Linked DNA regions of Homo sapiens: region 1 is linked to region 2. Evidence: read pairs that join two places in POLR2A ChIA-PET (ENCODE). Cell type or tissue: MCF 10A. All regions are shown on one strand. Links, peaks and the distances in the headings refer to the core of each region. The heading gives the core; the rest is flanking DNA.

The links. ChIA-PET counts read pairs that join two places held together with the same protein. Peaks named below come from ENCODE experiments on the same cell type or tissue, not always from the same donor. Only the 100,000 strongest peaks of a DNase experiment are listed, where the experiment ranks them.
Region 1: POLR2A ChIA-PET joins it to region 2 with 11 read pairs; 2 of 35 experiments call an interaction of 5 or more read pairs at or near these places.

The regions. Positions count from the first base shown.
Region 1 is chrX:115,589,436-115,600,422 of GRCh38, reverse strand. All of the region lies in intron 1 of PLS3 (plastin 3), which reads right to left. Among named protein-coding and RNA genes, the nearest start is that of PLS3-AS1, 32 kb to the right of the region's middle. In MCF 10A, for the core only: no CTCF peak of the experiment used is centred there; a DNase peak (open chromatin) is centred at 6,892.
Region 2 is chrX:115,340,431-115,351,417 of GRCh38, reverse strand. LOC107985681 (a long non-coding RNA gene) reads right to left here and starts at 7,910. Exons shown (of 3, transcript XR_001755944.2): 1 at 5,073-7,910. RefSeq lists an enhancer at 5,852-6,351. In MCF 10A, for the core only: no CTCF peak of the experiment used is centred there; a DNase peak (open chromatin) is centred at 5,917.

The DNA of each region.
Region 1 (10,987 bases), core at 1,951-9,950, 250 kb before region 2:
GAGGGTGGTGGCTCATGCCTATAATCCCAGTGCTTTGGGAGGCAGAAGTGGGAGAACTGCTTGAGGCCAGGAGTTTGGGACCAACCTGTACAACATAGCGAGACTCCTTCTCTTAAAAAAAAAAAAAAAATTAAATCAGCCAGCATGGTGGCCTGAGCCTGTAGTCCTAGCTACTAGGAAGGCTGGGGCAGAAGGATCACTGAAGCCCAGGAGTTTGAGGCTGCAGTGAGCTATGGTTGCCTGCCTCTAAAAAAATAAACATAAAAAATGAATAAAATACTCCAACCAACTGCAATGTTTAGAGGGAGTGAAAATTCCCAGTATTCCCAATATCCAGTGATCACAGCAATGAGAATTTGAAAGCTAAGAAGTCTGTAGAGTTCCATAACTTCATTCCCTAAATTGTATTAGGGAATAAACAAGTGCCTGGGATAGTCGTTGACTTTGCCCAGGACACAAAGCTGTGAAGCACAATTAAAAAGATGTATTTCTCAGCCAGGCGCAGTGGCTCATGCCTGTAATCTCAGCACTTTGCGAGGCCGAGGCGGGCAGATCACAAGGTCAGAGATCAAGACCATCCTGGCCAACATGGTGAAGCCCCGTCTCTACTAAAAATACAAAAATTAACAGGGCCTGGCTGCACGTGCCTGTAGTCCCAGCTACTCAAGGGGCTGAGGCAGGAGAATTGCTTGAACCCAGGAGGCGGAGGCTGCAGTGAGCCGAGATTGGACCACTGCACTCCAGCCTGGGCGACACAGCAAGACTCCACCTCAAAATAATAATAATAATAATAATAATGTGTTTCTCCAAGCATAGCTGGAAAAAAAAAAAAAAAGCAAAAGCATGTGTTGGAGGAAAGGTAATTAACTGTTTTTTCCCTCTTTCCTTTTTTTTTTTTTTTTGAGATAGAGTCTTGCTGAGATGTCCAGGCTGCAGTGCAGTGGCATGATCACTGCAGCCTCCAACTCCTGGCCTCAAGTGATCCTCCTGCTTCAGCACCTCCCACCCCCAGTAGCTAGGACTACAAGCATGCACCACCATACTCGGCTAATTTTTAATTTTTATTTCTTTTTTTTTTTTTTTTTTGTAGAGACAGGATCTCACTATGTTGCCAAGCTGGTCTAAAACTCCAGGGCTCAAGTGATCCTCCTGCCTCAGCCTCCCAAAGTGCTGGGATTACAGGCTTGAGCTGCAGTGCCCAGCCAATTAACTACTCTTCCCAGAAAAACAAAAACAAAGAGACTACACATTGCTTTGCAGAGAGAAGGTCCATGCCTAGTATATATAGCCTTTGGAAAATAACTTAAAAAGCTCCTAACAAATATGACCATGATATCGAGAAATAAGAACAGTTGCCAGAAAATGGAGATAGTAACCCCCTCCAGCTAATACTAACTTGTTTTCATTATTTAAAAGGATAAGGGATTCACTTAAGCCTTGAACTAAAATAACCAAAACTTTAATTGTATAAAACATACAGAATATAGACAATGAGTTCAGTAAAGACTCATACAGAGTTCTAAAAGTCATTTATTTAAAACATTGGTGTTAAATTGGCACTGATCATAAAACAGGCAATATTCTGAAAAAAAAGCACACAAACGCTTACTTTCTCCTATGACACATTCATTCCTACATATGACAGGCTTCTGCTTCTCTTTGTTAATACTGCTTAATTTCAGCCTCATGAATGCTAAGTATTGTGAACAACCACTCCCATTGTATCAGTGCTAATAACTTAGTCTTAATATAAAACAAACACTCAAGTATCTATGTGATTTACTTTTCATTTAAAAATTTTTTCTTTCAAGATTTTTCTCAAGAACAAGTGGCTTGGAATTTTGCTTGACTCATTTTAGAAAACTTTCACGGAATCTTGGTAAAGGAGTAATTGTAAAGGCTTAAGAGGCTATATGCATAATTTTTATTTAATGATTTGTTGCTCTGAAAGTCAAAATAAGGGAGTCAAAACCTAAATGCCCTCACGTGTGTCATAGGTTCCTAGTCCTAAAAGTCTAGGAAAGGTTGAAGCAGAAGAAAAAGTGGTGAAGTGTTTTACTGTGCATTAATTCTAGCACATCAGCATTATCAAAAATTGCTTCTTCTCCTTCTTCTTTTTTTTTTTTTTTTGAAATAGAATCTCGCTGTGTCGCCCAGGCTGGAGTGCAGTGTCATGGTAACTGAAGCCTCCAACTCCTGGGCTCAAGAAATCTTCCCACCTTAGCCCCCTGAGTAACTGGGATTACAGGCACGCAATATCACCCCAGCTAATTTTTGTATTTTTTGGAGAGATGGGGTTTTGCCATGTTCTCCAGGTTGGTCTTGAACTCCTGGGCTCAAGTGATTTGTCTGCTTTGGCCTCCAAAAGTGCTGAGGTTACAGGTATGAGCCATCATGCCCAGCCAAAAATTTCTTCTTATAGTCAATGTGGTGAGCAAACATCTATGAAAGAAATAATCACCACGTATAGCAGACTTTACTTCGGAAAGTTATTTTTCAGGTCTAGCTCTTCTGTTCATTCTACTTAACATTTCAGCTGCAAATTGTACAACTAAACAGAGGACATCATTAGGTACCTCAAATAAAATTGACAGTATTTTCTCATGAGGCATTATTATATACACTGATTAGATTGTATAGTATCAGGAACTAGAGAATAAAGTAACTGGCTGATGGAACATAAATCTGGATATATTTAGCAACTGTGCTTCTACAATTCACATAGAATACAATGAAAATAAAATAAGATATCATAGAACAAAACCATATCATGCCAGATAACATAATATAAAATTTCAGGAATACTTGTAAAGTAACCTGAAAAACCCTACTACTATTTCCATGACAAAATATGTTTCAAATTCCAAATCAATTGAGAAATGAACTTTAGAAGGCTCTATCTGTGACTGAAGGCTAACTCTACCCTTTATCCAACTCCAAGTAGCTGCCTACCTAATAACTATAATTCGGCCTTGGATATATCTAAAACCTTTAAGGGAGACTTAAACATCAGTCTACTCTTTAATGTGAAGAAGAGATTGCTCTGTTCTGCACGTACACTGCTCCAATAACCCCTGTGGATGCATAAGAAAGATATAAAGGTTTATTAAGAAGGGCGGGGAAGAGAGATGAGAGCAGAAGAGTTATTTGCAAAGTTATGCATGGGGTTAGACTAAGCCATTTTAGCCCTCTTCTACCACTGTAATACCCACAACCAATTAAACCATCTCCAATTTTCTGTCTGTATTATATTACATTATATTATTATTATTAGTTTTGAGGCAGAGTCTCACTCTGTCGCCCAGGCTGGAGTGCAATGGCATGATCTTGGCTCACTGCAACCTCCACCTCCTGGGTTCAAGTGATTCTCCTGCCGCAGCCTCCTGGGTAGCTGGGATTACAGGCGCCCACCACCATGCCTGGCTAGTTTTTGTATTTTTACTAGAGATGGGGTTTCACCAGGTTGATCAGGCTGGTCTCGAACTCCTGATCTCAGGTGACCCACCCGCCTCGGCCTCCCAAAGTGCTGGGATTACAGGAGTGAGCCACCGCACCCAGCCTTATTTTATATTATTATTATTTTCTTGAGACAGAGTCTTGCTCTGTCACCCAGGCTTGAGTGCAGTGGCTCTATCTCAGCTCACTGCAACCTCCGACTCCTGGGTTCAAGCGATTCTCCCGCCTCAGCTTTCACAGTTGCTAGCATTACAAGCATGCGCCACCACATCTGGCTAGTTTTTATTCTTTTAGGAGAGACGGGGTTTCACCATGTGGGCCAGACTTGTCTCGAACTACTGACCTCAAGTGATCTGCCCACCTAGGCCTCCCAAAATGTTGGGATTACAGGCATGAGCCACTGTGCCCAGCCTTGTATTATTTTAAAGGAGATGCGTCATAGGGTCATAGTTGCTAACCCGTTCCTCCCCTTCCCCATATTCCTATAGCCCTTTTCAGCTTTCAGCGTGATGACATCTATTTCTTTCTCTATCTCCTCCACGAGCCTGTGAGCTCCTTAAAAGCACGGTTGGTATCTTATTTGACTTTGTATCTTGGCTCACCACAAGCACCTACCGAATGTTTGTTCAATAAATAAACTTCGATGGAGGTGAGTAGGGAAAGTGCGCAGACCTATACATCATGCAGGCTATATAGTCCTCTCACGTGGTTTTAAAAACACATACTCTATTGGAGAAAGCTGTGAACAAAATAGTCAAGTTCAATAACGTCTTCACATTCTTCACATACAATTGGCCTGTTATCATGCTTTAACTACCCTTGTTTAATACTTCAAGATACTAAAAAACTCTTCAAGATGTTTGTGACCTGTCCTTTGAATTTAGCTGAAAATCAAACAGAAATAAACCTTTTCAGAAGCAGTTTTTACTTTCAACCATTTTGGCATTCAAGCAGCACATTTCACCTTTACAGTCATACACATCATGCATACATCATGTTTTGACAGGCCTGCAATTTATAGATAAAAGTTGACATTTAGAAGTAAATATAAGGAGTTCAAGACCAGCCTGGCCAGTATGGTGAAACCCCATCTCTACTAAAAACACAAAAATTAGCCGGGCGTGGTGGTGGGTGCCTGTAATCCCAGCTACTCGGGAGGCTGAGGCAGGAGAGCTGCTTGAACCCGGGAGGTGGAGGTTGCATGAGCCAAGATCGTGCCACTGCACTCCAGCCTGGGCAACAGAGTGAGACTCCATCTCAAAAAAAAAAAAAAAAAAAAGAAAGAAAATAAATATAAATTGCCCCAAACTAAAGGTCTACTAACATTTTTTATTGTCAATATTTTCAATATATACAAGAGAAAATAGCACAAAAAACACCCATAAACCCATCACAGATTCTACATTTATCCAGATTTCCCCACATTTGCTTGGTTCATCTATTCTCTCTTCCTGTCCTTTCTTCTCCCTCCCTCCTTCCCTGTCTCTCTTCCATGAATTATTTTAAAGCAAATCTCAGAAATCCTGTGATTTCACCCCTACATAGCTATTAAGAAATGAGTTCATTTTTCTGGAAATACTTCTATTCTGTGCTATAATTGATCATTAGCTAGATTCTAACTGATCTTTTGTTTTGTTTTGTTTTCAGTACCAATATCTATGAGTCACTTAAACCCCAAAGGGTGCCCAATCCTGTGTCATTTCCTGGAGGAATATCAAATACCTCCATTTTAGGTAAAAGTTTCCTTTCCTCTTTTTATACTTAATAAACAAAGATAAGATCTGAAAGCAATGGCTATTTAAAAATAAATTAATACGTAGCTTTTTCCAATAATAGAAATATTCAATTCAATTTGGTCAGATTAAAGACATCATTTAAACGTTTCTCAGGCAAGAATTTTGCAGCTATTTAATGCAAGTCTCAATTATAGTCTAAAAGCCCTTTTTCCTAGGATGAAGAATACTATTTCAAACCCAAAGACACAACAAAAAGACACCTCTCCTTCCCCTAGCTTCAGAAAGCTAAGGTACATTAACTAACTTCTTAGATTGAAATAGCCCACTTTGCTTTTAAAAGGTCTAATGTCTTCCATGCCTAAGTAAACTTTTACATCTACCCCCAAAATCTGAATAATTTATGGGAAAATAAATCTGCTGCTAATGAAATTAATTAATTTTCATACCTAAGAAGTATTTCCACCAGTTTCCTTTCTTATGAAAATTAACATATGTTTGAGTGAAGCCAAGGGCAACTTTCAGGGATATGTGTGTGTGGGGTGTGTGTGTGTGTGTGTGTGTGAGAGAGAGAGAGAGAGAGAGAGAGGGAGGGAGAGAGAGAGAGAGAGGCTAGGCAAGATCAGACTAGTTACCATGCTTCACTTCAATTCAAAATAAAAATGCCATAAAATATTGTGACCTACAACTCAAATCACTATATACACGAAGCAGAAAGCTATCGGCAAGTCACTGAAAATGCCTCTTGCAGTGTTATATACCTTGCTTATATGTTAGCAAATACAGCACTTGTTAATTGAAAAAACTGGTTTGTTTTGTTTCATGCTTCACTTTTTACTTCATATGCGCATATTAAGTACAACCAGTCCGAGAGGTGACTCAACTCAGAGTGAGGATTGACTGTATAACTAGCTATACTTCCCTTTGCCAGAAATATGGGGAAATTAAACTTATATGACAACCATGTGATGGAAAATCCTAATGTATGTGAGCACCAGAAATCACTATTGCTGCCAAGTACCAATAACGCCATCAAAATTTAATCACCAGTGATGTTTATTATTTTGTAAATTATAAACACTAAGACAACTGTTTGATTTAACTCACGTAGGAAGAGTATAATATCAATCTAATCGTGACATGTTCTGTCATGACAGCCACCTCAACCTCCATTTTACAGAATTTTGAAAAACCATGTAACTGGGATCAAAAGCATTTGAAATCCCACCCCCACCACAAATATAGACAATAATTTCTATTATTTAGTGTTTTAGATACTTAACTTGATAAATACGGCTGTATAATTAGGATTTCAAAACCCATTTTTAAAAAGTATAAACTCCCTAAACATTCTCTAAATAAAGAAAAATACAGAATACACACAGAACAGGTTAGAATCTAAACTTCAAAATTTTCTCTTAACAAAAATTTTATTCTACTTGAATAAATAATATTTTTAAAGTGACTCCAAATGTTTACCCAAATAAATAACAGGAATTTCAAGCTTTTTGACGTAAATTCCTGCTTAATCATTTAGTATTTAAATTTAGATTTAGTAATCTCAAAGTTAGAGCCTGTCAAAATAATATTAAAATAGTTACCCGCTGAGAGCAAACTTGTTTCTTTCCTTTCTCGCAGCACTGATAGACAGAACCTTCTCCCACGCCCAGAAGAGCAATCTGGAAACCCAACATTCTTCTTACAATTGCAACTTTAGAGAGCAAGTCACAACACTTCCTGCTAGAAAAAGAGAACACCCTGACAAAAGAATGATACAATACTTACGAATCCCCTTCCTGTCAGCCTGGCGGTATTTTGCAGAGAATTTAATAAATTCTAATTTAAATGCAGCATTTACAGAGAAAAGTTTTCTTTTTTCTTCTTCCTTTTTTTTTTTTCCCCAAAATCATATAAGGACTCAGGGGAATTTAAAGTTAGTTCAGGTCAAATAGCTACAACCCATATACCTATTTAGAGTTTGAACAGTAGCCAAGTAACCTGCTTATTTTAGAACACATGGAACAGCTTCTCCCCAGTGCCCAAGTCACTCGTCCATAGTCAAGAACATTACTTGCGAAGGCAAATTAACTCTCAAGCCACTCACTAACAGTCTCTATTATTCATGCTGATCCATACACAACATTTACACCCCATATGCTAAGGTGTTGTAGCATTTATTTCAAGTATATACATTTTGATTTATGTCAAAAATGTAAGCTCTTCTGTGTAGGAACTATATTTTCTGCTGGCATAGCACACAGGAACTAAGCCAACACTTGCTGAACCGAAATATCTCAGTTAGAAATAATTTTCTAACTGAGAGCTGTAGTAAAGAGGTCTGGAGCCAGATTGGGTTCAAATTCTGGCTCCACACTTTATTAACTGTGCAAATTGCTTAAAACTCTTCTGCCTCTATTTTCTCATCCCGGGATGAAGATAAGAGCAACTCCATCATATCGCAGTTCACTATTTTATACATGGTTGTAAGGCTTAAATGATTTAATATGTGTCATAAATTTAGATCATAGTCTGGCGCATGGTAAGTACTAGATACGTGATAACTGCTCTCATTATTGAAATTTGCCTTTAACTGGTCTAGCAATCTAATCAGTGAATTCCTAAATCAAGCAAGTGGTTAGTTGTGAGTGCCTTTTATGAGAGAGAACAATCAGTTGGAGCACTGGGCTAGGCTGAAGAGGCCGTTTCTGTGCTGACATAGGGCAAGTTCATAATTTGAAGGAAATGCAGCACAATGAAAGCATCAGGGTCTTAGGAGTCTGACAGACCTGTAAGTCTGTGTGACCCTGAACAAATTACTTAGCTTCTCTGAGCCCTGGGTTCATATCTATAACAATGGAGCTATTCCACATATTTCACAAGGTCCACGGGATGACCCAATGGGAAGATATAAATATGTAAGAGTGTCTGGGTCCAGCAAGGTACTCAGTAAGTGGCAGATATTATTTTCTTGTGTCTGGGATAAAGCATGCATAATGCCATCTGCTGCTGTAATCTACCTCATGAGAATGAAAGAAAGTGAGACAATAGATACTCTAGTCCTTCATAAATAATACACAACAAAGTATTTTATGATAGCATACCGAACTCTCAGCATAAGGAGGTGACTCACAGTGTGGGCACCTGTGAAAAGGAGCCCTCACCGGATAGTCCCCATTATGAGGCAGTGTTCTCCTGTCCTCGTCACTAACCACCATCAGCAGACACTGGGTTACATTTTGTCTCCTTCATGGAAGTGCTTTAATTTATTTCACCAATCACAAAACCTTCGTGAAATATCAAAAGGCAACACAATGCAGAAGAGAAGGAATACAATGGCAGGAGTCATAGGACATGTTTTTCCGTCTGTCTTTGTTGCTGACTCACTATGTGAATGAAATGAAGCTTCTTCAACTTTTCTGAGTACCAAATTCTCCATTTCTAAAACAAGCATAGAACTATCTGCCTGTGGCCTGTCAGGGAATAGTAGGTAACTACCAAGCATTTTGAGCTAATTTGAAGAGTATGTGTTATCATGCATTTTTCAGACAGAGAAAACCAGGGCATAGGAAACTGCCTCAGGTAAGAAGACAGTATCAGTTTAGACCAGAAATGTTGGTTTTTCCCCAGCCTTACCTTTTCTTCAGCCACACCTGTTGCCTCAAACCACTGAGACGGGTCTGTCCCAAATGCTACGTAACCACCCTTTTCAGATATGTAGCAGTATCATTGAGGAAATTAATGTTTTAAATATGTAATTCTTCATTTTAGAAGACAGCTTTCTCTCGTTTCAAGTTTTACAGGTCGTTATAACAGTACTACTTAAAAACTGTTTTTCTGACTTTTCCTTTCCTGGTCATCTGGAATATACATGCTCTCCAGCTTTCCAAACTCCAAGGCTAATCTTCGATCAGCATGATCTGTCAACACCGAGTTACTAATTCTAAAGTCACTTCACCTTAATACAATAGCATATATTTCTACTGCAAAGCATTGTAGTTAAAGTTCTAGGAATAGACATGCCCTTCAAAAGGGCACATCTTCTACTTAGTAAATGCTAGGTAGGACATAAAGACAGTTTTGGTTTGTTTTTTTTTTGAGACGGAGTCTCGCTCTGTCACCCAGGCTGGAGTGTAGTGGCGGGATCGTGGCTCACTGCAAGCTCCACCTCCCGGGTTCATGCCATTCTCCTGCCTCAGCCTCCTGAGTAGCTGGGACTACAAGCACCCGCCACCACGCCCGGCTAATTTTTTTGTATTTTTAGTAGAGACGGGATTTCACCGTGTTAACCAGGATGGTCTCGATCTCCTGACCTTGGGATCTGCCCGCCTCAGCCTCCCAAAGTGCTGGGATTACAAGGCGCGAGCCACCGCGCCCGGCCAGTTTTTTGTTTCTTTTATTTATTATTATTATTTTTGAGACGGAGTCTCGCTCTGTCGCCCAGGTTGGAGTGCAGTGGTTCGATCTCAGCTCACTGCAACCTCCGCCTCCCGGGTTCCAGCTATTCTCTGGCCTCAGCCTCCCGAGTAGCTGGGATTACAGGCACCTGCCACCATGCCCGGCTAATTTTTGTATTTTTAGTAGAGACGGGTTTTCACCATGTTGGCCAGGCTGGTCTAGAACTCCTGACCTCAGGTGATCCACCCACCTTGGCCTCCCAAAGTGCTGGGATTACAGGTGTGAGCAACTGTGCCCGGGCTAAAAGACAGTTCTACCACATCAGTAATTTAACCAGTTTTAGCATGTAAACTAAACTTCTATCTCACTCACCATCCGAGGTGTGTGTGGGTGTGTGCGTGACGGGGGCGGTGGGGAGCGTGTCTGTGTATGTGCATGTGTGTGAACAGGATCTCGGTTTTTACTATGGGTAATGAACACTGGTTTGGGAATGCAAGACGGTGGCAAGGGTTCTGCAATAAATTCTACATTTTCATCAGCAGGCCACAGAATGAAAACAGCTTTTAAATTGCATCCCAAATTCATCAAAATGAATGCTAAGGAAAGCCGACGGAAACCAAATTCTCACTGTCACTCTCTCTAGATGTTACAAACAGAAACCATACAGTTAAGAGTTCAGGCCGGGCTGGGCGCGGTGGCTCAGGCCTGTAATCCCAGCACTTTGCGAGGCTGAGGTGGGCGGATCACCTGAGGTCAGGAGTTCCAGACAAGCCTGGCCAACGTGGTGAAACCCCGTCTCTACCAAAAATTCAAAAAAGCCAGATTGGTGTTGTGCCCTTGTAGTCCCAGCTACTTGGGAGGCTGAGGCAGGAGAACAGCTTGAACCCCAGAAGTGGAGGTTGCAGTGAGCAGAGATTGCACCACTGCACTCCAGCCTGGGCCACAGAGACTCCATCTCAAAATACAAACACAAAGTTAAGAGTTCACACACATGCACTTGTGGACACACTCCCACCCCAGGGTGGAAAAAAGAGGTACAACCCGAAAAGTTATGGGAGTTTCACATAAGTATCAGTGGAATATGTAGTTGTAACACAAAAGCTAGGCATAGTATTTTTAAAGTCTCTTACAACTTTCATCCAGACGTCATGCTCTCCACCACACCCAGTACTAGGTATACTTTCCATGTGTGACACGTACATTGGAGGCCTCTCCCACTGTGCTTAATGACACACCTCAACAACACTCATCTATTTTCCTTTCATGAAACAGTTTTTTTTCCATCTTCATGACTTATAAAAACAAAGCGAACAAACAAACATAGTGAGTGAAGCATAGAAGCAAAGGGATCTAACATATAAAACAGGCAACAAGTTTACATTCAAGAAACTACTACTGTAATT
Region 2 (10,987 bases), core at 1,601-9,600:
AGCCTTGGATGTTTTGGAGGCTGCAAAGTACATGGAAAAATCTCTCCAAGTTCAACGTACTCTGCAAGAGACTTTCCAATTCCAATGGTAAAATGTGGGAGCTGCATATGCATAAAAAGCACAGTAGCCAAAGCTTCTGCAGCCGCCATCACCTTCCAACCTAGCAGGACTTGGGTCCTGGCCAAACAGACACTCGTCAGGGGATAAATGGTCTGATCTGTGAACAGTTTGCACTATGTAACTGAACCTACTGGAAGAGAAAACCAGGAATGGACTTATCCTTCTTACATCATTTTCATGAAGATTGCCAGTTACTGAAAGACTTCTATGTGCAAGTGTGTTCTTTAGATGCACATATGCACATAATCAAAGACACAAGCTTTTGGATTCCAATGGTGATACCACTGCTTCCAGCCTCTTGAATTTTTTAAGGGCTAACTGGCTGTAATTGGCACCAGACATTTATAAGTATTTTATATTTGTCAGTGTTTCCTTTGCGCTTCAACCTAGGCTGCTTGCTGGTGCTCTGACGCCTTGCTGGCTGGCTGGCGGTCACATGAGCCGGGAATATTCAGATGAATATACCGTGAATTGGCCTGGGGCACTGAAGCAGATGTGCCTGTGAGCATGAGTGACAGTAAGACAGCAGGGAACAAGGCCGCTGGTAGGCAGGCTGACTCAGGCTGGAATGAAACTCCGCTTTCCTTGTGAGACATGATGTGCTCCAGAAGCTTCAAGGAGATTCTAGACTCAAGTCTAGACCCCTCCCTGCTTCTCACCATCACCTCTCAAAACTTCTCTTCTCTTGCTTTCCATCCCCAATCCCGACTTCTGCCCAATATACGTTTACATCATGGCCCTCTGTCTCTGTTACTTTCTCTTTCTTTCTCTCACTCTGTCTTCCCTCCCTCCTTCCTCCTCTCTCTTTCTCATACATTCCCTGACCGTATACACTAGGGTCTCCAGACAGTTGATCTGAATCCCATAAATCTATCAACTTTGAAACCCTGTCAAAATCCCAAAATATTACCTATCAGCAAATTCTAGGAAGACAGTTCCTGGGCATAACTTCTATACCCAGCTACCATGCCATACCGTGCAGTTGACTGAGGCCTGTGTCCCCATGGGCCTTTCTAATACACTTGGAGGAGACTCGGTGCCTTGGTGTCCCCCTTATCATCGTCTTTTGTCATTTATGGAACAGTCTTGAGATGGAAAGGTTGAAAGAGGAACAACAGCTTTGCACCACCGTGCTTTGAATGTATACTTTGCTTTCTACCAATACTGACCAGATTTTTAGTAAATTCTACTGAATAATTTTTAAGAGGACACGAAGAGTATTGTCTTTGGGGGTCAAATGTCTCTGTTCTGTGATGTTGCCACAGAAAACATTTGAAGTCCCGTAGCTCGTCAGGATTTATCTATTAGTCTGGGAAATGGACTTAGTGTACTGTCACAATAGTGCCACCTGTGGCTCTTCAGAGCACCTGTTTCACAGGTTACTGAGGCACAGACATGAAAACCATTGAAATGACCAATTCTAGGCCCAAGCCATCCTTTATTGATTGCAGCAGAGCAATGATTCAGGAAAATTGTAGTTAACAATAACACTAACACTACTCAGTAGATGCCAGCCACTGTTCTAGGTGCTGTGCCTAGAACATGTAATGCTGTACATGCATTATTTTATTTAATGTTTACAACAAGCCTATGAAATATGTAGTAATATTATCCCCATTGCACAGTTAAAGAAACTAAGGCATGGAAAAGTTAAATAACTTGCCCAAGGTTACACACATAATAATTGGCAGTGAGAGGATTCAAACCCAGGCAGTTGGGCTCCACAGTAAAAAGTCCCGACCAGCTGTCTGTTAAAAAAAGACCTGAAGTTCAAGTATATATATTCTGTTGACCTAGAGCCATTCCCATGGCATCTTTGCAAAGCCCCTTTCTTTGGCTATTGGCCAGCTGTCTTAGGGGCCAGTTTTCACCATATCATTATCTTTAAGGTTTCCTTTTATGTTCATTTGAATCAAATTTCATGTGGAAAAGGGATTTTGGAGAGAGAGTTGAGGTAGCAAGTGTCCTTTCCCAAAGAACATCCACTCTCCTGTACCCCCTCATCTCACAGTCCTCTTAAGGATAACCCTGTTGTTTTCTTCCATTCCTATGTGAACCTTAAAATAAACAGATTATCTATAGAGATTTAAAAGAGATTCCTGAACAGTTCAAGGCTATAGATTCACTTCCAATCGAGGTATGGCCCAGAGACCACGTTTATTAGAAGCACTTGGGAACGTTGTTAAAAATGCAGACTCTAGATACCTATTCTAGACCCGTGGTATCTCTGAGGGTAGAGTCCATAAGTATGCATTTGTGAAATGCTTCCCAGGTGATTATGATGCAACTGAATATTTGAGAACCAGCACTCCACAGTTTGGTGTGTAAAAGAAGTAACGACCCTGGAAACTGATGACCTAATAGATCTGGCTCCACAACTAATTTCCTGTGTGACTTTGGGCAAATCAATTAATTTCTCTGGACCTCAGTTTTCTCATCTGCAAAAAGGGACAAGTCTCTTCTTTTCATCCTCCCAAAGTTGTATAGATCAAATATAAATGTATGCGAAACTTCTTTAGAGATTATAAAAACACACGTTATTATTAGTAGTAGTAGTATGGGTGGGGTCAGGGAAAACAAACTGAAAAAGGAATGCTGTTGGCAAAGACTGATGGGAAGGGAATCCAGTTTTTTTCTTTTTCCCATCAGAGTCCAGACAATGGATTATAGTACTGTGGAACTTCAAGGTTCTTTCCAAGACACAGCCTCCCTCCCCCTACCTCCATGCTTTTGCAGTTTACTATTAACAGTGAAGAAGGAGGCTTCTCTCTTCCACAATATTTATTTAGGTGAAAAACCTATCTGAGCAGGTTGAGGTCAGCTCCAAGTTGAGATCAATGGCCAACATGGCACTGTCAGTCAGGAAGACATTGGATCTTTCCCCTTCCTTATTAGGGGCAAATGTAATTAAACAATAGTCATCTACATATCAGCAGAGATGGAAAACAATAGATATTTTTGTGCTCATTTAAAGTTAGGCGGCGCCGGCGAGCGCCGCCCGGGAGGCAGCGGCTGGAGGAGCGGACGGGCCCCGCGGGGCCCGAGGGCAAGGAGCAGCCGCATGCCTTGGCCTCCCAAAGTGCCGAGATTGCAGCCTCTGCCCGGCCGCCACCCCGTCTGGGAAGTGAGGAGTGTCTCTGCCTGGCCGCCCATCGTCTGGGATGTGAGGAGCCCCTCTGCCTGGCTGCCCAGTCTGGAAAGTGAGGAGCGTCTCCGCCCGGCCGCCATCCCATCTAGGAAGTGAGGAGCGCCTCTTCCCAGCCACCATCACATCTAGGAAGTGAGGAGCGTCTCTGCCCGGCCGCCCATCGTCTGAGATGTGGGGAGCGCCTCTGCCCCGCCGCCCCATCTGGGATGTAAGGAGCGCCTCTGCCCGGCCGAGACCCCGTCTGGGAGGTGAGGAGCGTCTCTGCCCGGCCGCCCCGTCTGAGAAGTGAGGAGACCCTCTGCCTGGCAACCGCCCCGTCTGAGAAGTGAGGAGCCCCTCCGCCCGGCAGCTGCCCCGTCTGAGAAGTGAGGAGCCTCTCCGCCCAGCAGCCACCCCATCTGGGAAGTGAGGAGCGTCTCCGCCCGGCAGCCACCCCGTCCGGGAGGGAGGTGGGGGGGGGTCAGCCCCCGCCAGGCCAGCCGCCCCATCCGGGAGGGAGGTGGGGGGGTCAGCCCCCTGCCTGGCCAGCCGTGCCGTCCGGGAGGGAGGTGGGGGGGTCAGCCCCCCGCCCGGCCAGCCGCCCCGTCCGGGAGGGAGGTGGGGGGGTCAGCCCCCCGCCTGGCCAGCCGTGCCGTCTGGGAGGGAGGTGGGGGGGTCAGCCCCCCGCCTGGCCAGCCGTGCCGTCCGGGAGGGAGGTGGGGGGGTCAGCCCCCCGCCCGGCCAGCCGCCCCGTCTGGGAGGTGAGGGGCGCCTCTGCCCGGCCGCCCCTACTGGGAAGTGAGGAGCCCCTCTGCCCGGCCAGCCGCCCCGTCCGGGAGGGAGGTGGGGGGGTCGGCCCCCCGCCCGGCCAGCCGCCCCGTCCGGGAGGGAGGTGGGGGGGGGGGGGGTCAGCCCCCCTGCCTGGCCAGCCGCCCCGTCCGGGAGGTGAGGGGCGCCTCTGCCCGGCTGCCCCTACTGGGAAGTGAGGAGCCCCTCTGCCCGGCCAGCCGCTCCGTCCGGGAGGGAGGTGGGGGGGGGTCAGCCCCCCTGCCCGGCCAGCCGCCCAGTCCGGGAGGTGAGGGGCGCCTCTGCCCGGCCGCCCCTACTGGGAAGTGAGGAGCCCCTCTGCCCGGCCACCACCCCGTCTGGGAGGTGTACCCAACAGCTCATTGAGAACGGGCCAGGATGACAATGGCGGCTTTGTGGATTAGAAAGGCGGGAAAGGTGGGGAAAAGATTGAGCAATCGGATGGTTGCCGTGTCTGTGTAGAAAGTAGAAGACATGGGAGACTTTTCATTTTGTTCTGCACTAAGAAAAATTCCTCTGCCTTGGGATCCTGTTGATCTGTGACCTTACCCCCAACCCTGTGCTCTCTGAAACATGTGCTGTGTCCACTCAGGGTTAAATGGATTAAGGGCGGTGCAAGATGTGCTTTGTTAAACAGATGCTTGAAGGCAGCATGCTCGTTAAGAGTCATCACCAATCCCTAATCTCAAGTAATCAGGGACACAAACACTGCGGAAGGCCGCAGGGTCCTCTGCCTAGGAAAACCAGAGACCTTTGTTCACTTGTTTATCTGCTGACCTTCCCTCCACTATTGTCCCATGACCCTGCCAAATCCCCCTCTGTGAGAAACACCCAAGAATTATCAATAAAAAAATAAATTAAAAAAAAAAAAAAAAAAAAAGGCATGCGGATGGTACATGCCACAGGTAGTCATCATAAAAGGCACAGAAAATATTGTTTATTCTTCATGTTTAATAGACTGCTATAACAAAATACATTACCCTGGGTAATTTATAAACAAGAGAAGATTATTGCTTACAGTTCTGAAGGCTGGGAAGTCCCAGATCAAGGCATCAGCAGACTCAGTGTCTGATGGGGTCTCACTCTCTGCTTCATGGATGGCACTTTCTTGCTGCGTCTTCACATGGCTGAAGGGCCAAACAAGCTCCCTCTGCCCTCTTTTATAAGGGCACTAATCCCATTCATGAGGGCTCTGCCCTCATGACCTAATTACCACCTAAAGGCTCTGCCTTCAATTACCACCACGTTGGGGATTAGGTTTCAATATATGAATTTTGGGGGAGACACAAACATTCAGACCATGGCACTTAAAGAGTCCAAACATTTGTTTCTGATATAAATAGAGGGATCTGGTTATTTTCAAGGTGGGTTACCCTACTTAGGCCCCATTAATTCCCCTCTACTCTAGAAAGTTTTAGTCATAGGATTTCATCAAGGTTGTCAACACTCCTACGATTCAAATTGAGTCTAGAGTTTTATCCCAACATCTGGCTTTCAATTTCGGAATGTCTAGGTCATTCCTGCCTCTCAGAAAAGAATGTCTGTCCACTTGTCCATTCCCCGAGTGCTCTAGCTTAGTGCCTTTCCCCTCTGCCATTCTGACTTTCCAACAGGTAAACACAGTTCATGAACTTTAGCTTGCAGAGCAGAGGCTGTACCTGAGGTGACCCCAAAATTCATCCAAATATTCTATCCAAGGGCAGGCAAATGCTACATGGGAAATCACAAAGAGGAGGAAAAAAAGAGAGAGAAGAGACAAAATGAAGCTTTGACAAGCAGCTCAGCTGGGCCAGCCCCTTGGAAGGGAGCCAGCATTGGGAAAGCAGCAGCAGCTCTGGGTTTCACAGTCAGTCTGGAATGCACTTCAATACAGCCCAGCCTCCATCTCGTTAGAGGCCTAGTGTTTGATGATTCAGCTGCTTCCCGGCTGCCAGGAGAGATTTGGCCAACTGTTTGAAAAACACTGTCTGCCCTAGACCACACTTGTTTTTATTCTCTGCCTGTTGTCAGGGGCCTCTTCTGAAATGGAACACCTCAGGAAATCAGACCCAAACTCTGAAGAGTTGATGCTCCCTCTTGTGCCCCTTTTCAAAGGCAATTAAACCAACATAGGGATTGTTTGCAGCAAAGTGCTTTCCTAGTGATGTTGAAAGCAGACAATGTGTTACTAGGAAATGATCTCTCATTAGATCTCCTTTAGATCCAATGAAAAACATGGTGTGCTAGCAGACATATCAAACATTAAAGGCACAGCTGAGATCTGCCATTGCTGAACTCCCCATATATCAATTTGTTCAAAGATGCAGGTTAAAGGGTAATGGAGACAAGCATTCTGGGAAAGGATTGAGCAAGAGCCTCTGCTGTCAGCTGGACTCTTGAACCCTTCTGTTTGCTTCTGAGAAGTCTATTAGAGCTGCAGGCACAACTTTCTAACAAAGAAAGCTGACTCTCGAAGTGGACTGGGCTTCCTCACACAGAAACGAACATTTTACCTTAACATAGCTTAGCAGCTAAGAGGATGATCTTTGGAGTCAGAGTGCCTGAATTTGTAGCCCTGCTCCACCATTCATTAGTTCCGTGAACTTAAGACCTCTCTGTGCCTCACTTTCCTTACTGTAAAATGCGCCCAATAATAGCACCTTCTTTATAGAGTGTGAGATGCAGAGCCTAAAGTTGACATAGGTGAGTGTTTAGAATAGGGTCTACCATATAATAAGCCTTCCACAACAGCATTAACTATAATTATTATTATGCCCCTGAAGGCATTCTAGCTAACACCTCTCTTGTACCGTGTGGCAGAGTGATTGAGAACACAGCTCTTTTAGTAACACAGTCTTAGATTTGAATCACTTCCACCACTTACTAGCTGTTTAGGCTTGGTTAAAGTTACCTAACCTCTGTAAGCCTCAGTTTCTTCATCTGTAAAATGGGGATAATAATTGTACCTATGTCATAGGGCTGTTGTCAAGACTAATAAACTATGTAATAAACTTTAGCCAGGTGTGGTGGCACACACCTATATTCCCAGCTGCTTGGGAGACTGAGGCAGGGGGATTACCTGAGCCCAGGAGTTTGAGGTTGCAGTGAGCTATTATTTCATGCCACTGCACTCCAGCCTGGGTGAGAGTGGGACTCTAATAAGTAAATAAATAAAAATTTAAAATTAAACTATGTAATAGACTATGTAAAATGCTTAATGCAGTGGCTGGTCCATAGTAAGTACTCAATAAATGATAACTGATAATATAATATGCCTAAAATTCCATAGTTCTGGAAACCTCATATCTGTTTTTTCTCCTAGTTTTGCCTCTATGTTCATACTGAATAATAAACATTCAGTGTCTGCCTTTCCTTATTTGCAAAAAAAAAAAAAAAAAAAGCAACAATGTCTTCATTAACTCTTTGCTCAGGAGGAAGCAGAGTTACCCAAGAGGGCAGGAAGTGGAAAATGGGACTCCTGTCTCTTCAACCCTGAGATGCTTCCATGCTCTCAATAGTCACTTGCGCTAATCAGCTGAAAAGGGAACCAACTGGAAGCAAAACCAGAGTAAATTGACAATTACCAAACTCTTTCTTTTTATGAAAATGCTTGGTTATTTGTCAGACTTTTGGTCTATTCAGTATTTCTCAGTGTATTCTTTATTCCTCTTGTATGGTGTGACAACCTGGGTGGGAAGGGTAACAAGGAAGAGAAACAAATCCCTGGCCTTCAAAACCTCTCCTGTTGCTTGGCATGGAAAGTGGGCTTTCCGGAGAAGATAGTGTGACCCTGTTGAAACGAGAAGCCCATCTAAACGGTTGTAATGGCTCTGTACTCCTCTCATGCTCCAGCCTGTTCCTCAGCTGGGAAACATGATTTAGAAAAAATCCACGTTGCCCCCTTTCTCTTGTACTTGCTGTGTGAACATGCAAAAGGTCTCATATTCTCCCTTGTTTTTCAAGCAATACATATATTGAGATTGAAGAGGACAGCATTGCTCTAGCTTTATTCTGGAATACGAAAAGAAACTAGATCCGAATCAACAGATTCTCAGAGAGTGATTTAATGTGTCACTGGAGCACTTATCTCCATAGCATCGTCACTTGACTTTTTGCCCAAATTTACAGAATTGCACATGTAAATCCCTGCGTGGAATACCCTTCATGTGGCTGTGCTTCTGCAAAGTCCACACTAACTCTCTCTTTTCTCTTTGATGCAGTGGCTGGCCCATAGCAAATATCATTGATTTCTAGCATGGTTTCAAAGGAGCTTCCAGAGATTTCCTGATATCTAATTAATTTCACCCTTCTCAGGCTCTTCTCAACTCTCTTGTCCTCATCCCGTCATCTCAGAATTCTTCACCAGAACTGAGAAGGTAGATACACAGATGGTTAGCCCCTTTTGGAAGCCTTGTCTTGCTCTGTACAGACACAGTCATTAGCGAACCACTCTTTTATTAATTTTCAAGAAGGAAAAACATACGCAGATGCCATTTTATATTACTGTTTAAGCATGTTAAAATATTATAAAGTGGGTTCTAGGCATTTTAACAGCAAAAGGCAGTGAAGGATATTTTAATAGTCACTATAAATAGCAGCCCATTGTACTACAATTATTAAGAGTTAATTATTGGGTGCAACAGAATATGGAACAGACTATTGTGCCAGGAAGTGTTCTCCAAGAGTCTATTTTATTTTATTTTTTAAATTTATTTTTAAATTTCAGTAGAGATGGAGTTTCGCCATGTTGCCCAGGCTGGTCTTGAACTCCTGAGCTCAAGCGATCCTCCCACTTCGACCTCCCAAAGTGCTGGGATTACAGGCATGAGCCACTGCAAAAGGCCAAGAGTCAATTTTAAAAACCAATCTGGGGTGCAAAGTAAAAAAGCAAAGCTTGCTGGGCTGTGGTGGAAACCTGTTGGCAATGGTGTAAAATAGAGCAAGGCATATCTGGACAGAGTCTTCATGGATGGTCACACTTTGTCCACGTAGGGCGAGAGAAGACAAAGAAATTGGTTCTCGAAGGTAAAGTGTTCTCTCTCTCAGCTCTGTAGGCCCAAAACCTTGAGAGTCCACTTACCCATGGATGATTGAGCCTCAGAATGGCTTATACTATTCCTAATCTGAACTGCACCAAAATCTAAGCCTGAACACCCTGTTTTCTGCACAGGCCCCATCTCCTTGGTCAGGAAGTCCATTTAGAGAAACAACATACTGTCTAGATTTTATATTGTGGTATAATTAAATGACATGAAGTCAGAATAGACCAGGTGCAGTGGCTCACACCTGTAATCCCAGCACTTTGCGAGACTGAAGCTGGTGGATCGCTTGAGCCCAGGAGTTCGAGATCAGCCTGGGCAACATAGTGAAACCTTGTCTCTACAAAAAAAATACAAAAATTAACTGGTCGTGGTGGCACACACCTGTAGTCCTAGCTACTTGCGAGGCTGAAGTGGGAGGATCGATTGAGCTCGGGAGGTGGAGGTTGCAGTGAGCTGAGGTCCCCCTACTGCACCCTAGCCCAAGTGACAGAGTGAGAACCTGTCTCAAAAAAAAAAAAAAAAAAAAATCAGAATAATGGAACTAAGAGGTCTTTTCATCTTCCTAATGGAACAACCTCTACCACCTAAATATTTTTTGTCAGACTTCTGCCCAGTTATCAGAAGTCAGAACATCCTCTCTCTGGGAATGCAGAAGATAATGTAAACAGACATATAGTAACCATATTTGCTACTTTCTCTGACGACAATGTTGATTTTAGGAAAAAAGTCAACAAAACACTGAACAAAGCCCTGAAATTTTCCACAATGATGCATCAAAAATCTTTTGACTCTGCAAATTCTCTTTTAAAAGTTAAAGTTTCCCTTGTTTTCTTCAGGTGCCCTAGTCAGGATGGGGCTGACCCTAGTCCCTTTGGGAAGAGCTCCCAAGTGCCACTAATGTCTCTATAATGCCTACAAAGTCCTATTCCCTCTAAGCAAAAAGGGATCCTTTTTTATTTTTTAACTCGATTCCTGCCTCAACTTGAGAAGTACACAAAGATCAAAGGACTAGTTGGGTCTTGTGAGAAAGCGACAGCTTTATAAGGGGGAGTTGGAAGTGTCTCGGTGCTGGATATGCAATAGTTCTTTGACTTTTGCTGGACTGGGCCACATTACTAATTCCTTTTCTAAGCCATTTCTACCCTAATCACACATTATTCACCACTCCCTTCTTCTCACCCTCCCATCCTTCTTAAGGTATTTGTTGACAATAGTATTAGGCACTATTTTAGTTACTAATCTGTGACTCCAGAGATCTGTAGCATCTTTTTTTCTTACTGTTTCCAGCCCTGTTTATAGCTTTTTAAACCAGTGCACACTCTAGATCTGAAGTGGGCTCTTTCGTTTTTTTGTTTTGTTTTGTTTTTCCAAGACACATCTACCTTTTCACATCACAAAGAGACCTTTTCCTCAAAAATGATTCCAGTGAGCTCACTCTATTGCAGCTTCCTAAGATGTGTAACTTACTCTCCCCAAGTTCCTTAGAATAGATATTATGGATACCTTGATATTATCATGAAAATGTGAAGTTTTTACATTGGAATGCCAAGACTTTAAAACAGGATAGAATAGGGAACCCAAATATAATTATGAAATCAGAAAGGCAAACATAATTCACCTTAAATCACATAGGGGAGGAGCTAGATTCCTCTAGTTAAGTAGTTTGATATGATGGAAAGCTAAAAGAGCAGGAAGGGAAAGAGACATAAATATAATTCATTATGTAACTATTATGTTTCATGTCATTTAATTTAATTTCCACACGAAGGCTGATATTTGGCTGTGCAGCAATTAGGCACTAGAATGGTCAAACCAATTGTTTTCAGCAGGTGCCACTCTGATTGGTCAGTGCCCAGGCTCTATCAGTAGTTAAATACTTGAAATATCATTTAAAACCACACCGAGCCTACAT